Regions from separate parts of the Homo sapiens genome. Here region 1 is linked to region 2. Evidence: read pairs that join two places in POLR2A ChIA-PET (ENCODE). Cell type or tissue: B cell. All regions are shown on one strand. Links, peaks and the distances in the headings refer to the core of each region. The heading gives the core; the rest is flanking DNA.

What was found. ChIA-PET counts read pairs that join two places held together with the same protein. Peaks named below come from ENCODE experiments on the same cell type or tissue, not always from the same donor. Only the 100,000 strongest peaks of a DNase experiment are listed, where the experiment ranks them.
Region 1: POLR2A ChIA-PET joins it to region 2 with 7 read pairs; 5 of 35 experiments call an interaction of 5 or more read pairs at or near these places.

The regions. Positions count from the first base shown.
Region 1 is chr12:110,804,784-110,810,164 of GRCh38, reverse strand. No RefSeq gene overlaps it. Among named protein-coding and RNA genes, the nearest start is that of CCDC63, 40 kb to the left of the region's middle. RefSeq lists an enhancer at 471-972 and a cis regulatory region at 2,283-2,546. In B cell, for the core only: no CTCF peak of the experiment used is centred there; no DNase peak of the experiment used is centred there.
Region 2 is chr12:110,625,327-110,630,707 of GRCh38, reverse strand. TCTN1 (tectonic family member 1) reads right to left here. Exons shown (of 15, transcript NM_001082538.3): 3 at 4,216-4,346; 4 at 1,790-1,941. It also overlaps the pseudogene RN7SL387P. Among named protein-coding and RNA genes, the nearest start is that of TCTN1, 14 kb to the right of the region's middle. In B cell, for the core only: no CTCF peak of the experiment used is centred there; DNase peaks (open chromatin) are centred at 2,827 and 4,412; H3K4me3 peaks cover 1,439 bases; H3K27ac peaks cover 4,920 bases.

The DNA.
Region 1 (5,381 bases), core at 139-5,138, 180 kb before region 2:
CTAGATTGGGCCAAGATGGCCAGACCTTTGTATATCCCCTAATCAAAATTACTAGACGTGGGACATCCCAGGAAATTTATGTGACCTTGGGCAAGGTGGCCTTCTGCAGGTGAGGCAGGGGCTCAGCCCAAGGACCTGACACCTGGATGCTCTCTGAGGACACCACTTTCAGCAGCTGGAACAGGGCTCTCCTTAAAAGGAAATGGAGCAGCTGGGCACAGTGCCTCATGCCAGTAATCCCAGCACTTTGGGAGGCCAAGGCGGGTAGATCACTTGAGCTCAGGAATTCTAGACCAGCCTGGCCAACATGGTGAAAACTCCTCTCTACTAAAAATACAAAAATTAGCTTTGCATGGTGGCACACACCTGTAATCCCAGCTACTTGGGAGGCTGAGGCAGGAGAATTGCTTGAACTGGGGAGGTGGAGGTTGCAGCGAGCTGAGATCATGCCACTGCGCTCCAGTCTGGGTGACAGAGTGAGACTACACCTCAAAAAAAAAAAAGTGAATGAATGTTGCTAAGGTCTGCCACAGTCCATGTTAGATATCCCTTTCAGCCCTCATTTCCTTATGGGCTTCCATGTCAAAGACCCCGAGGCGGGAGCAGAGGCATTGATCTGGAGCAGATTCATAGCAATTGTACCACCACCAAGGCTTCCTAGATCTGTGACAGACACCACCAGTCAATTACAGCAAGTTTCCCACTGAGCAAGAATGTGGTTTCACAATGTATCTCAACAAAGTATTCCATGTACCCATTACCAACCCATTAGAATTACAACCTGAGATAAAATCTGGTTCCTGCCCTGACCTCTATACCAGAGGATAATAAAGGAAGCTGATAGAAGGTTATTGCTGGTTATTGCTCTGCATTTTCAAAACACTCTCTGACTCATGCCATCCACCCCTCCCTCCCCACATTGGATGTGTCCTCCTTCTCTCTGCCTATCTAAATCCCACCCATCTTTCAAAGAGGCTCAACTCGGAGCAGAGATCCTGTCTTAAAAGACCCTGTCTTAAAAATAAATACATAAAATTCATTTTAAAAAAGAGGCTCAACTCAAACCTGACTCCTCCAGGAAGTCTCCCCTGGGTGTCCCAACCTTGTCTAAAATTATTCACTGAACCCACTGACCAAACCTGACATCACTCCAAGTGGGATAACCAAACATTGAGAGCTTCCTAATGTGATGCGAACAAGAATCTCTATAAAGTGTTCTTGCCCCATGTGACTCTAATCCAGCCTGTAGATTAACTACCCATTTACAAGGAATATGGAGGCTAACAGTAAATAACACCTGGAATGTAATTAGCAAAAATCTAGAATGTCGGAAACGGAAGGACAAGGCTCCAGGGTCTTCAGCAAGTAAATGACATTTTAAAAAACAGGAAGAAATTTGTAGATTTGTATCAGTTATCTATTGTCCACAATAATACTATATAATAAATTACACTAGAATTTAGTGATTTATTTATTTTTTATTTATTTTGAGACTGAGTCTCGCTCTTGTTGCCCAGGCTGGAGTGCAATGACACAATCTCGGCTCACCTCAACCTCCGCCTCCAGGGTTCAAGCGATTCTCCTGCCTCAGCCTCCCGAGTAGCTGGGATTAGAGGCATGTGCCACCATGCCTGGCTAATTTTATTTTTAGTAGAGACAGGGTTTCTCCATGTTGGTCAGGCTGGTCTGGAACTCCCTACCTCAGGCGATCTGCCCACCTTGGCCTCCCAAAGTGCTGGGATTACAGGTGTGAGCCACTGCGCCTGGCCTATTTTTTTATTTTTATTTATTTATTTATTTATTTTTTTGAGACAGGTTCTCACTCTGTGGCCCAGGCTGGAGTGCAATGGTGAGATCTCGACTCATGGCAACCTCCAGTCCCAGGCTCAGGTGACCCTCCCATCTCAGCCTCCTGAGTAGTGGAGACCACAGGCGCACACCACCATACCCAGCTAATTTTTCTATTTTTAGTAGACACAGGGTTTCTTCCTGTTGCCCAGGCTGGTCTGAACTCCTGGGCTCAAGTGATCCAACCACCTGGACCTCCCAAAGTGCTGGGATTACAGGCGTGAGCCACTGCGCCTGGCCAAATTTAGTGATTTTAAAATAACAATTATTATTACACAAGAAGCTGTGGCTCTTTTGGTCTGGGCCAGGTTCAGCTGAGCTGGGCTGGGCTGATCTCATGTTCTGTGGTCAGCTGGCGGGTCAGAAGATGGGCTGGCCTAGAACAGCCTCACCTGGCACAGCTCTTCTGCCCACAGTCTCTTGTCCCACAGCAGGCTGCCTGGGCTTGCTCTCCTTGCTGAGGCAGGGGTCCAAGAAGCATGTAGAATCACGTAGAGGCATCAAGGCTGGGACCGAGACGGCACTCACTTTTACTTCTGCTGCATTCTATTGGCCCAAGCAAGTCACCTGACCAAGCCCAGATTCAAAGGTTGAAAATAGACTCCTCCTCAACAAGAGAAGCCGCCTTCACCTTGCGAAGGACGTGAATACAGAAAGAGACCATTTTTTGGCAATTAATCCCCCACAGGGTAGAAAGAGACTAAGTATATATCAATCAATGCAATGTGTGCCCTTGCTCAGATCCTGACTTCAACAGACCAACTGCAAAACCTCATTTTTGTAGTCATTAGGGCAAATTGAACATAGAATATTAGATGGTAACAAGGAAGTGTGGTTTTTTAATTTTATTTATTTATTTTTTTGACGGAGTTTCGCTCTTGTTGCCTAGGCTGGAGTGCAATGGTGCGATCTTGGCTCACTGCAACCTCCACCTCCCAGGTTCAAGCGATTCTCCTGCCTCAGCCTCCCGAGTAGCTGGGATTACAGGCATGTGCCACCATGCCTGGCTAATTTTGTATTTTTAGTAGAGACGGTGTTTCTCCATGTTGGTCAGGCTGGTCTTGAACTCTCGACCTCAGGTGATCCACCCGCTCTCAGCCTCCCAAAGTGCTGGGATTACAGGCGTGAGCCACAGCGCCCGGCTTAGGAAGTGTTAATTCTTTAAGTATGATAATGGTATTGTGAATATTTTCTAATGCGTTTATTGTTAGAAATACATATTGCATTCCGGGTGCGGTGGCTCACGCCTATAATCCCAACACTTTGGGAGGCCGAGGCGGGCAGATCATGAGGTCAAGAGATCGAGACCATCCTGGCCAACATGGCAAAACCCCGTCTCTACTAAAAATACAAAAATTAGGTGGGTGTGGTGGTGCGCACCTGTAGTCCCAGCTACTTGGGAGGCTGAGGCAGGAGAATCACTTGAACCCAGGAGGTGGAGGTTGCAGTGAGCCAAGGTCACACCACTGCGCTCCAGCCTGGTGACAAAGTGAGACTCTGTCTCAAAAAAAAAAAAAAAAGAAATATGTATTACAGTGTTATGATGTCTGGAATTTATTTAAAGATATTCCAGGCTGGGCATGGTAGCTCATGCCTATAATCCTAGCACTTTGGGAGGCCGAAGCTGGAGGATCGCTAGAGGCCAGGAGTTTGAGACCAGCCTGGGCAATATAGCAAGACCCTGTCTCTACAAAAAATTTAAAAAATTAGCCAAGCACAGTGGCACGTGCCTGTGGTCCCAGCTACTCTGGAGGCTGAGGTGGGAGGATGGCTTGAGCCCAGAAGCTCAATGCTTCAGTGAGCCCTGATCATGCCACTGCACTCCAGCGACGGAGTGAGACCCTGTCTCAAAAAAAAAAAAAAAAAAAAAAGATATTCCAACAAGACCATCAAGAAAAGGAAGTAGGGTATGTGTAAGGGGTAGGAGATGTAGTAAGAATGGCAGAGGGTTGGTAGTTGTTAAAGCTGCGTAATGCATACCCAGGGGTTTATGGTACTATCTTCATGATGTTTATATGTGTGTGTCTGAAATTTTCCATTACAGGCCAGGAACGGTGCTCATACCTGTAATCCCAGCACTTTGGGAGGCCGAGGCGGGTGGACCACCCGAGGTCAGGAGTTTGAGACAAGCCCGGCCCACATGGCGAAACACCGACTCTACTAAAAATACAAAAATTAGCTGGGTGTGGTGGCACATGCCTGTAATCTCAGCTACTCAGGAGGCTGAGACAGGAGAATCGCTTGAACCTGGGAGGCAGAAGTTGCAATGAGCCAAGATCACCACTGCACTCCAGCCTGGGTAATGGAGTGAGACCCTGTCTCAAAAAAAAAAAAAAGAAAGAAAGAAAGAAAGAAAGAAATTTCCCATGGTAAGGAATGTTTAAAAATTATTCATCGGTTTTATTTCCCTCATGTAGTTTCATAAAGTATGGTGTGATTATCATATAATCATGATAATATGGTGTTTCAAGAATATTGCAGAAAAAGTCTAGTTTGGTTCCACCCTGTCTTTAACATCTGTCAAGCACTTGTTAATCTCCCGTTATAACAAAGTGAGAGCAGGCTCAGGCTTCGGAGCTCTTGTCCTGAACAAGATATGGAAAGAATATCACATCATTGTTTGATTTTCATACCACTTCTTTGTTATCATTACCTTCTCTCTACTATGAGTGATACTGCTTTTGCATTTATAAATAGTAATAAAAAGTTCTTTTCAAATAAATTAAAGCTATAAAAAGTAAACTGGCCAGGCATGGTAGCTCACGCCTGTAATCCCAGCACTTTGGGAGGCCGAGGCAGGTGGATCACCTGACACCGGGAGTTCGAGACCAGCCTAGTCAACATGGTGAAACCCCGTCTCCACTAAAAATACAAAAATTAGCCAGGCGTGGTGGCACCTGTAATCCCAACTACTCAGGAGGCTGAGGCAAGAGAATCGCTTGAACCCAAGAGGCAGAGGTTGCAGTGAGCCGAGATCATGCTACTACACTCCAGCCTGGGTGACAAAGCTAGACTCCATCTTAAAAAAAAAAAAAAAAAAAAAAAAATGAGGCTGGGTGCGGTGGCTCACGCCTGTAATCCCAGCACTTTGGGAGGCCGAGGCGGGCAGATCACGAGGTCAGGAGATCGAGACCATCCTGGCTAACACGGTGAAACCCCATCTCTACTAAAAATACAAAAAATTAGCCGGGCGTGGTGGTGGGCACCTGTAGTCCCAGCTACTCAGGAGGCTGAGGCAGGAGAATGGTGTGAACCCAGGAGGCGGAGCTTGCAGTGAGCCGAGATAGCACCACTGCACTCCAGCCTGGGTGGCAGAGCAAGACTTCGCCTCAAAAAAAAAAAAAAAAAAAAAAAAGAGTAAACTTATTTTTAAAATGTGATTAAATCAGTAATGGTACAGATGTTGGCTACCCACTCTAGCAAATAATTCCAAATCCCACTGGCTTTACATAATAAAGTTATGCTTCTCAAGTCACAGCCCAGTGCAAGGCAGTCAGAGTCTCGATTCCACAGAGTCATTCAGGAACTCAGGC
Region 2 (5,381 bases), core at 205-5,204:
CAACACCATATATACATTATAATAGACATATTTAAAAATCAGGAAGAATACACACCAATCTCTTCAAAGTGATTTGCAGTATGAATATTAATGGATACAGGGATCTTTCAACTTATATGCCTCTATATGTTGAACTTTTAGAACTAGTACATGTTGCTTTTATACTTTGCTTTTAAAAAGATGCTTCCAAAAGAGTTAAGGTTCATTCAGTTAATATGTGTCCCATTTAAAGGTGTACTACTGAATAGACATAAAACAGCACACATCTTCCAAAATCTGTAAAACTAAATACAATTTTGAGAAGATGACCAGACAACCAACCAATCTACTCCATGATCTCAGCAACATGCCTCAAGCATTTTGCTGCATCTTTTAAGGTTGAGGAGAACAAAGAACTCTGAAGAGACAAAATACAAGTTTATCACAGAATAAACAACCTTAAATCCTCTATTCAGAATTCAAATATTCAGTTTTATTTTTATTATTATATTTTAAGTTCTGGGATAACGGGTGCAGAACATGCAGGTTTGTTACGTAGGTATACACGTGCCATGGTGGTTTACTGCACTCATCAACCCATCATCTACATTAGGTGTTTCTCCTAATGCTATCCCCTCCCCTAGCCCACCACCCTCTGACAGGCCCCTGTGTGTGATGTTCCCCTCCCTGTGTCCATGTGTTCTCATTGTTCAACTCCCACTTATGAGTGAGAACATGCGATGTTTGGTTTTCTGTTCCATGTTAGTTTGCTGAGAATGATGGTTTCCTACAAAGGACATGAACTCATCCTTTTTTATGGCTGCTTAGCATTCCATGTTGTGTATGTGCCACATTTTCTTCACCCAGTCTATCACTGATGGACATTTGGGTTGGTTCCAAGTCTTTGCTATTGTGAATAGTGCTGCAATAAACATACGTGTGCGTGTGTCTTTATAGAATGATTTATAATCCTTTGGGTATATACTCAGTAATGGAATTGCTGGGTCAAATGGTATTTTAGGTTCTAGATCCTTGAGGAATCGCCGCACTGTCTTCCACAATGGTTGAAATAATTTACACTCCCACCCAACAGTGTAAAAGCGTTCCTATTTCTCCATATCCTCTCCAGCACCTGTTGTTTCCTGACTTCTTAATAATCGTCATTCTAACTGGCGTGAGATGGTATCTGATTGCAGTTTTGATTTGCATTTCTCTAATGACCAGTGATGATGAGCCTTTTTTCATAGGTTCGTTGGCCACTTAAATGTCTTCTTTTGAAAAGTGTCTATTCATATCCTTCACCCACTTTTTGATGGGGTTGTTTTTTTCTTGTAAATTTATTTAAGTTCCTTGTAGATTCTGGATATTAGCCCTTTGTCATATGGATAGATTGCAAAAATTTTTTCCCATTCTGTAGGTCACACGTTCACTCTGATGATAGTTTCTTTTGCTGTGCAGAAGCTCTTTAGTTTAATTAGATCCCATTTGTCAATTTTGGCTTTTGTTGCCATTGCTTTTGGTTGTTTTACTCATGATGTCTTTGCCCATGTCTATGTCCTGAATGGTATTGCCTGGGTTTTCTTCTAGGGTTTGTATGGTTTTAGGTCTTACATTTAAGTCTTTAATCCATCTTCAAATATTCAGTTTTAATTTTCATGATCTTTGATTTGTAGGCATGAACATTAAGTTTTTTAGTCTATAATATCAACTCTGTCTCAAGGAACCCAGTTTTCCTGGTAACCTTGAAAATTAACTTACAAGGAAAGATATTTGTGATGGGATGAAAAGAATCAATCAAGTTCAGGCTCACCTCATATTTAGCAGCAGTAGGAATATCCAGTTTGGTTGTGAAGGAAACATATGATTCAGCATTCAATGTAAAACCATCAGATGTTTTCATCAATGTATCAAAATTGTTTTCATCAGGTACTTCTGGATTAATAAAGGATAATGCAGGTTTATCTGTTTTTTAAAAAAAACAGTATTTTAAATCGGTATAAAATATATGTATAATATGTATGACCTATATAAAGGTTTTGGAAAGTTTTTAATAGCATCAAGGCTGATGTAAAAAACAAATAGTGTCTTGGCTGGGCGCATGGGCTCACGCCTGTAATCTCAACACTTTGGGAGGCCAAGGCGGGCGGACTGCCTGAGGTCAGGAGTTTGAGACCAGCCTGGCCAACACGGTGAAATCCTGTCTCTACTAAAAATACAAAAATTAGCCAGTCATGGTGGTGTGCACCTGTAATCCCAGCTACTCGGGAGGCTGAGGCAGGAGAATCGCTGAAACCCAGCAGGCAGAGGTTGCAGTGAGCTGAGATAGCGCCACTGCACTCCAGCCTGGGTGACACAGTGAGACTTCATCTCAAAAAAAAAAAAAAAAAGTGTATTTTTCCATATTCACTTCTCCCAGGATTTTTTAAAGCTTATTAAACAAACAGGACCTCCAGACTCAGCCTGCTTCTTCTAATAATGGGGAAGTAATAGTTTGTAGCACTTACAAGTAAACAGCACAACAGAAGCCAATAATAATCCGTCTATTTCTCTAGCCCCTGGACTGATGAGTTTGCTGTATCAACCTGTAAGGAGAAGCTCTCTCCGGATGGCTATGGGAATGAAAGAATCCGACTTCTACTCTCACACAGCCACCGTGAAAGTCCTGGAGTAAAATGTGCTGTGTACAGAAGAGAGAGAAGGAAGCAGGCTGGCATGTTCACTGGGCTGGTGTTACGACAGAGAACCTGACAGTCACTGGCCAGTTATCACTTCAGATTACAAATCACACAGAGCATCTGCCTGTTTTCAATCACAAGAGAACAAAACCAAAATCTATAAAGATATTCTGAAAATATGACAGAATTTGACAAATAAAAGCATAAACGTGTCTCTGATCTTTGATATCCTGATAACATTTTACATGTACATGTACTTTGGATCTAGACATATATTTGAGCTAAATGCTCAGATAAAAATAAAGATCCTGTTTTCATGCAAATATTCTTAGTAAAAATAAAAGAAAAAAGGAAATAGAAACCACAGGTAATGTTCAAAGCTGAGCCTGATTTTCAACCATTAAACCAGGAGGAAATAAAGTTAAAAAAACACATGTATATATAGAAACCTAGATTCCTATGTATGTCTGCATATTATAAACACTTTTAAGATAAGTATACGGTTTCGAAAGACAACTACACAATCATAATTACTTTTAAAGAAAATGTGCATGCCCACAGGTCTATAAAGTTACTTCCTATTACCTGTGAAATGGTCTCTAAAGATATACACTATACATATAGCAAAACAGAATAATTGCTTTAAATCTAACTGAGGGCTGGACAAGGCAGCTCACACCTGTAATCTCGGCATTTTGAGAGGCCGAGGCAGGAGGATCATTTAAGGTCAGGAGTTTGAGACCAGCCTCGCCAACATGGTGAAACCCTGTCTCTACTAAAAATAAAAAATTAGCTGGGTGTGGTGGCAGGTACCTGTAATCTCAGCTACTCGGGAGGCTGAGGCAGGAGAATCACTTGAACCCGGGAGGCAGAGGTTGCAGTGAGCTGAGAACGTGCCACTGCTTTCCAACCTGGGCAACAGAGTGAGACTCTGCCTCAAAAAAAAAAAAAAAAAGAAAGAAAGAAAAAATAGTAATAATAGGGCTGGGCACAGTGGCTCACACCTGTAATCCCAGCACGTTGGGAGGCCAAGGCAGGTGGATCACCTGAGGTCGGGAGTTCAAGACCAGCCTGACCAACATGGAGAAACCCCGTCTCTACTAAAAATACAAAACTGGCCAGGCATGGTGGCCCATGCCTGTAATCCCAGCTACTTGGGAGGCTGAGGCAGGAGACTCACTTGAACCCAAGAGGCAGAGGATTTGTGATGAGCCGAGATTGAGCCGTTGCACTCCAGCCTGGGCAACAAGAGCGAAACTCCGTCTCAAAAAAAAAAAAAAAAAAAAAAAACCACGCACACACAAAAATTATCCAGGCATGGTGGCAGGCACCTGTAATCCCAGCTACTCAGTAGGCTGAGGCAGGAGAATCACTTGAATCTGGGAGGTGGAGGTTTCAGTGAGCCGAGATTGCGCCACTGCACGCCAGCCTGGGTGACAGAGCAAGACTCTGTCTCAAAAAAACCATAATCATAATTATAAAATAAATCTGACACATTTTTCCATAACTTTGAGAAAAATTTTCCAGAGCTTCACAAAATATATCAATGTCAAATACTTACAGTTTGTAATATGAATGCAGAAAATAGATGGATTAATCTGGTCAACAAGTTCAAATACTCTTTGAGGTGGGTTTGCTGTAAAATTCAATGAATAGATGACTGCTTTTTGACTACAAAACTGGCTGTCGCCCCTGAAAATTAAAAAAATAATAATACAAAGTTACAAGACATAAGCACACAATCTTAGCAAAATTATTTTAAAACTGTCAGATGCTTGTACTGTACTATGTTAACAGTTACGTGGAGGATATTTATGAAAGCATGACGTCCCAGCTACTTGGGAGGCTGAGGCGGGAGAATGGCATGAACCCAGGAGGCAGAGCTGGCAGTGAGCCAAGATCGCGCCACTGCACTCTAGCCTGGGCAACAGAGCAAGACTCTGTCTCACAAAAAAAAAAAGAAAGAAAGAAAGAAAAAAGAAAGCATATTAGAATTGAATCCGGCTGGGCACGGTGGCTCACACCTGTAATCCCAGCACTTTGGGAGGCCGAGGTAGGCGGATCACAAGGTCAGGAGATGGGGACCAGCCTGGCCAAGATGGTAAAACCCCATCTCCACTAAAAATACAAAAATTAGCTGGGCGTGGTGGTGGGTGCCTGTAATCCCAGCTACTAGGGAGGCTGAGGCACGAACATCGCTTGAACCCAAGAGGCAGAGGTTGCAGTGACCCGAGATCGCGCCACTGCACTCAAGCCTGGTGACAGAGTGAGACTCCATCTCAAAAAAAAAAAAAAAATTGAATCCTTTTTTTTGAGATGTAGCCTCACTCTCCCAGGCTGGAGTGCAGTGGCACGATCTCGGGTCACTGCAACCTCTGCCTCTTGGGTTCAGGTGATTCTCCTGCCTCAGCCTCCCGAGTAGCTGGGACTACAGGTGTGCACTGCCATGCCTGGCTAATTTTTGTATTTTTATTAGAGACAGGGTTTCACCATGTTGGCCAGGCTGGTCTCAAACTCCTTACCTCAGATGATCCACCTGCCTCAGCCTCCCAAAGTGCTGGGCATGAGTCACCACAGCTGGCTGAATCCATTTTTATTTAGTTTATTCTGTGTTGAAATATTTTGCATTTGGGCCAGTCACAGTAGCATGCACCTGTATTACCAACTACTCAGGAGGTTAAGATGCAAGGCTCACTTGAGGTTAGGAGTTCGAGGCCAGTCTGGCAA